Linked DNA regions of Homo sapiens: region 2 is linked to region 1. Evidence: read pairs that join two places in POLR2A ChIA-PET (ENCODE). Cell type or tissue: A673. All regions are shown on one strand. Links, peaks and the distances in the headings refer to the core of each region. The heading gives the core; the rest is flanking DNA. Region 1 has its middle 34 kb from the start of PCDHB1. Region 2 holds the start of PCDHA10 (protocadherin alpha 10).

Evidence for each region. ChIA-PET counts read pairs that join two places held together with the same protein. Peaks named below come from ENCODE experiments on the same cell type or tissue, not always from the same donor. Only the 100,000 strongest peaks of a DNase experiment are listed, where the experiment ranks them.
Region 2: POLR2A ChIA-PET joins it to region 1 with 9 read pairs; 3 of 35 experiments call an interaction of 5 or more read pairs at or near these places.

What each region holds. Positions count from the first base shown.
Region 1 is chr5:141,016,357-141,019,278 of GRCh38, reverse strand. No RefSeq gene overlaps it. Among named protein-coding and RNA genes, the nearest start is that of PCDHB1, 34 kb to the left of the region's middle. In A673, for the core only: no CTCF peak of the experiment used is centred there; a DNase peak (open chromatin) is centred at 1,148.
Region 2 is chr5:140,854,666-140,857,587 of GRCh38, reverse strand. All of the region lies in intron 1 of PCDHA1 (protocadherin alpha 1), which reads right to left. The region is part of intron 1 of PCDHA2 (protocadherin alpha 2); the gene reads right to left. All of the region lies in intron 1 of PCDHA3 (protocadherin alpha 3), which reads right to left. All of the region lies in intron 1 of PCDHA4 (protocadherin alpha 4), which reads right to left. It also overlaps PCDHA5, PCDHA6, PCDHA7, PCDHA8, PCDHA9 and PCDHA10, and 1 more gene. In A673, for the core only: CTCF peaks have their summits at 1,093 (motif pointing left) and 1,737 (motif pointing left); DNase peaks (open chromatin) are centred at 1,077 and 1,697; H3K4me3 peaks cover 1,499 bases; H3K27ac peaks cover 974 bases.

The DNA of each region.
Region 1 (2,922 bases), core at 200-2,699:
AGAGTATACTGCATTACCAGAGGCCAATTTTGAAATATATATATAAGAAGTTTAATGTATATATTTGATACTTAGTAATTCTACTTTTTGAAAATTATCCTGAGGTAATAACTGGACTTACATGCCAAATGTGGTAAAAGACTATTCATGGTAGTAAAAATTTGAAAAAACCTTTATTGTCTATTAATGGAGAACTAGTTAAATAAATTATACTATAGCTATATCATGAAATACTAATATAAATAATTAAAAGGATTTATATTTATGTGGAAAAAAAGCAAGTTACAGAAACTAAGACCAGTATGATCCTTTAAAAACTATATACATATTTACAGAAAAATGCATCTTCTCCCTCTTGATGCTCTCTTGTACGCAAAGGGAACTTGGAGTCACACTCTTAACTTTTCCATACCCCTTTATTCACTCTGCTTCAGGAGGTTTTAGGGACGTATTTGATTGGCAACTTGGGTAAGAATAAATGGTTAATACTTGGCTCAGCACTGCCTCTTTTCCTCCTGGAGTTAAGCTTTCTGCTGGGAATAATAGTTCTTTTCTGTTCAACACTGTCTTTCTTGCCAGACACTGGGATTAAAAATTTGACTAATTCTGGGGTTCATCTAGCAGTCCCATTTGGCACTCACACTAATCTACATTCTCTAACATCTTTATTATTAATAAAAGGAATATTTTTGCCTTATGATGCCATTCTTTTGTCTTATTTATCAATTAATTCAGTACCCTGGACAAGAGAGAAGGCTGCTATTTATTGAGTCCTTTCAAGCACCCAGTTACAAATGCATGAAAAAAGGAATGGAGAAATAGATGCCAAACTCTTAATGGTGCCTCTCAGGAGATACTTCACTTGCTACTTTCCAAATTCTGGACATCTGTATATTTTATTTTTTAAAAAAATAAAAGCTTGTTTTACTTTTAGAATCAATAAAGGGAAATCAATATTGATATTTCATCTTGAATAAAAAGATTAATAAAACATATATAACAATGAAATACTACTCTCTATATAAAATTAACATGACCTCCCTAAATTGTACTACTTTTGGCTCTCAAACATATAATGAAATGAGTATTGTCATTCACTCCTGGTGGCCTCTAGCTGTGCAGTAGAGTGGTAACAGGAGAATAGCTGCCTTGTCATTGACTAGCTGTGTAACATTGAATGAGTCATTCCCCTTTCTGTGAGCCTCAATTTTCTCATTTGTTAAATAAGTTTCCTTGGGGCCCTAAGTTTCTAAGATTCTATACACTGATGTTTAATATACTAACAGTATCTGGGGAATATCAGCTATCAGCAAGCTATTAAAGTTGTCTCTAAGTATCCGATCTCCTTTTTTCTGAGAATTCTCCTTCCTACCCACAGTCCTCTGGCCCATGGCTGATGGGCTACCTGACTCAAGGTGATCCAATTAGTTTTTCTTTCCAGGAAGAAGTTAGAACTAGGAATTAGAAACAGAAAGTATGTGGCCGGGTGCGGCGGCTCACGCCTGTAATCCCAGCACTTTGGGAGGCCAAGGTGGGCGGATCACAAGGTCAGGTGTTTGAGACCAGCCTGGCCAATATGGTGAAACTCCGTCTCTACTAAAAATACAAAAATTAGCCAGGTGTGGTGGTGAGCGCCTGTAGTCCCAGCTACTCGGGAGGCTGAGGCAGGAGAATCACTTGAATCCGAGAGGAGGAGTTTGCAGTGAGCTGAGATTGCGCCATTGCACTCCAGCCTGGGTGAGAGCGAGACTCCGTCTCAAAAAAAAAAAAAAAAAAAAAAAAAGAAGAGAAAAAAGAAACAGAACGTAGGTTTTTATGGGCCACTAGAACCTAGTGTGTATAAATTTAGAAGCTGTGGCAAAGAGAAGGAGAGGGAGCTGATCTGTAGAGACAGGAAGAATGAAACAGATTAAGAGAGATAATTAGAGAAGATAAATTTAAAAAGGAATTTTTCTGGCTTCCAAGTTACTGGTTCCAGAGGCCTAAACTTACTCCCATTCTTAGTTTCAATGAAACAAATTTGTGTCCTTATAATAAATCATCCTTTTTAGCTTAAACTAGATGGTGTTGGTTTCTTTAACTCACAACCCAAGAATCTATTTTAAAATGCACATCTCTGTCAGCAAAAATGGTCTCATTCCATAGCCCCTTGGCCCTATCATTCCAAATCTATGCAAAGAAAGTACCTGAATGATCCTAATTTTATTTGTTTAACCTGTACAAGGCTTCCTCCCCATCCTATAAGCATCCCCAGGAAAAATCTAGCACTGCCTATCCCAGCTACTGATCCCAAGTATATGGACCACCCACCTATGTCCTAGAACCGACTTACCAGATATCTGGTTGGGCTCTAAGCTAGCATACTACTGTGAAAAGTGTGAAAGGAAGGCTAGGACTTCCAGACTCCAAGATTTCTGAAAAATTGATCATAGGCTTGAGGAGGACCAAGAGGAAGGTGATCTGGAAAGCTACAGCAGTTGGGAAGAAATGTGTGCTGTGTCTGGCTGATGAATTCTATTAGCCATAGAGAATGGAATAAACCTGATTTAGGAATGCAGTTCTTTCTTTTTTTTCTTTGAGACAGTGTATTGCTCTGTAACCCAGGCTGGAGTACAGTGATGTGACTGATTATAGCTCACTGTAATCTCAAACTCCTGGGCTCAAGCAATCCTCCTGCCTCAGCCTCCAAAAGTGTTGGGATTACAGGCATTAGCCACTGAACCCAGACTGGAATTACGTCTTGAAAGGCTGATTTAAGGGATAAAATAGTATCAATAATTTCATAAGGAAGGTTTCCTGAAGTTTATAGCCAGATGGTTTTGTAACTGAGATTTTTTAAATACATGAATGGCTGCCTTGATTTTTGGCTGTCTTGGATTCATTACTTGATAAGCAATTTGTTTTTCTTAAAATGAAATAAGC
Region 2 (2,922 bases), core at 252-2,751, 160 kb after region 1:
GCTCTCCGCGTGCACCGACACGTAGCTCGACAGCGAGCGCTCGCCCAACCGCCGCTCCACCAGAGAGTAGGACACCAGGGCGTTCTCCTGCGCGTCCGCGTCCCACGCAGACACCGTGAAGATGTGGCAGCCTGGCGGGTTGTTCTCCTTCACGAACACCGTGTACTCGGACTGCGCGAACGCAGGCGCGTTGTCGTTCACGTCGGCCACCTCCACAGACACGCTGGCCGTGGCCCACAGCGGAGGCGAGCCCCCGTCCCGCGCGGTCACCACCAGCTCATAGGCCGACACCCTCTCGCGGTCCAGAGCGCTGTCCAGCACCAATGAGTAGTAATTCTTGTAGGTGGACACCAGCTTGAACGGAACGTGAGGCGTCAGAGAGCAGGTGACCTGTCCGTTGGCTCCTGAATCATGGTCAGAAACGCTGATTAGGGCAATGACGGTGCCCACTTGAGCATCTTCTTTCACTGGGAGAGACAGAGAAGTGACAATCACCTCAGGTGAATTATCATTTTCATCCAGTAGTTCCACTAGGACCGTGCAGTGACCAACCATAGGTGGGTTTCCCTTATCTGTAACATCTACATGAATTTCATAAGTGTTACTGTCCTCAAAGTCAATAGCATCATTTACTTTTATTTCTCCCGTCCTTTCGTTTATCCAAAATTTCCTTCTTATCGTGGGTGGGACCAAAGAGCTAAATGAATACATCATTTCCTTGTTTATTCCTTCATCCGAATCAGAAGCGTTGAGCCGTATTACTAATGTTTGGTTCACTTGATTTTCATACATCTTAACTTCATAAACCGGTCTGTCAAAGATAGGGGCGTTATCATTGGCATCTAACACCAGGATCAGCAGAGAAACAGATCCGGTAAATTCAGGTTTGCCTCCATCAGTTGCTGTCAACAACAACTTTAGCTGAGGATTTTCTTCACGATCCAGCAGCTTCCGCAGAACAAGCACTGGGAATTTGTCTTTGTCTTTTTTGTTTATAATATCAAGAACAAAATACTCATTTGGACTGAGTTTGTAAGTAAGCAATGCGTTCTCTCCAACATCCGCATCAGATGCGCCTTCTAGTGGAAATCGAGAGTCAAGCAGTCTGGATTCAGGTATTGAGAGCTTTTGTTCTGTTACGGAGAACCTGGGCGGGTTGTCGTTAATGTCCTTCACTTCCACGTCCACATGGAAAACCTGCAGCGGCCTGTCCACGATCACCTCCAGGTGGATGCTGCACTCCACGCTCCGCCCGCACAGCTCCTCGCGGTCAATCCGAGAATTCACAAACAAAATGCCATTCTGCAGATTTACCTCCAGAAGGTCCCCGTGTCTTTTGGACGCCACCCGGAACAGGCGCTGCACCAGCTCCGCCAGCTCCAGCCCCAGGTCCTGCGCGATGCGGCCCACGAAGGTGCCGTGTCTGGCCTCCTCGTAGACTGAGTAGTGGAGCTGGCCGCTCCCCACCTCCCAGGCTGCGAGGAGAAGAAGCGAGAGCAGCAGACACTGGACCCCCAGGCAGCTACATCTGGAAACCATCTTATCCTTCTCTTGTTTTACAAATCGACGAATCAGCGGTCTAGAACGCACATACGATCTGACATTTTCTGTCCTATTTCTTATATCTATTTTTTATCGAAATGGCTGAGATCTCAGAATGACGCTACTTCCTAGTCCTTGAGAAACTGGCTGATGCCTTTGTTCTAAAAAGCTATTTTGTGGACGACAGCGACATCCGGTGGCTTTAGGTGTAAGTACGATTCCATGAGTTCACAACTTTTCTTTCATTCATATGTTAATTCTTTTTTTACGTATTTTTATGTCTATGGACTTTCAAAGCCTCACATTACGTCTCTTTATAGTTAATAACAATAAATGTTGATCCCACGTGCAATGTTTTCTTAAATGTAGACTCTCAGAGTAGTGATTTCTTCCCTAACCACATGATTATCAATAGCCGAATTTCAAAATGCCCTTAATATTTGCATACTACTGAGTATACTAATATTTTATTAAATGACAACTTTAGTTCCATTTAAGTTCTGACACTTAACTTACTTCTCTTTCTCATTATTTTGAGATTTAATAAGGTTTATTTAGACACTAATGTCAAGCATCAACTATCTGTGAGGTGTTTATAACTCCGAAGATCTAGTCATCACTAGAATTTAGAGATCATTAGCTTCAACATCAGACATTTCTCCATTTAGATTCCTATTATCCTACTCACTAGCCACATGACTTGGGAAAATCGTTTAACCTCTCCCTCCCTCATGTTCCAATTTTATAACTTTGGCCTAATAGTAATACGGTGGTTGAGTGAATTATAATATAGTAAGTGCTTGCAATAGTACCTTAAGGAGAATGAGTGCTTCATAAATGGAAACTATTCTCAGGCCTCAATTTGGCCACATTTGTTTTCATGAGGCTCAATACCAAATTTGGCTCATCAGGCAAAATTATTACCTATAGAATGCCTTAATTATTGCTACTGCACAGGCTGAGAGTGGTGGTTTCTGTATTTAAGAAAACAGAAAAGTACTATTACAGAAAAATCCTTTATACAAGAAGTTTCATTTTATAATATCTTACACGGGCAAAAAGAATCTTAATTATAATTCTGAATAAAGTAATTAAGAAATTTATTATTTCTGCTTTCAGAGGCAAATGCTTTCAACCCTGTTATATTTACGCTTTTCAAATGCCCAAAAGACACAGTTCTGAAATATATCTAGTAATTTTATCAATGTCAGTGAAGTTTTTCATCACCACTTGCAGTAAAAATATTTTTTTCTCTCTCAAAGTTCTTGAAATCAAATATTCAGGAATGAAAATGTAATATATCTGTGCTGCTGAAAAAAACTTGAGTTTTCTGTCTTTCCAAGAAAGGAAAACTTAACAACAGACATATTGGTCTTATGC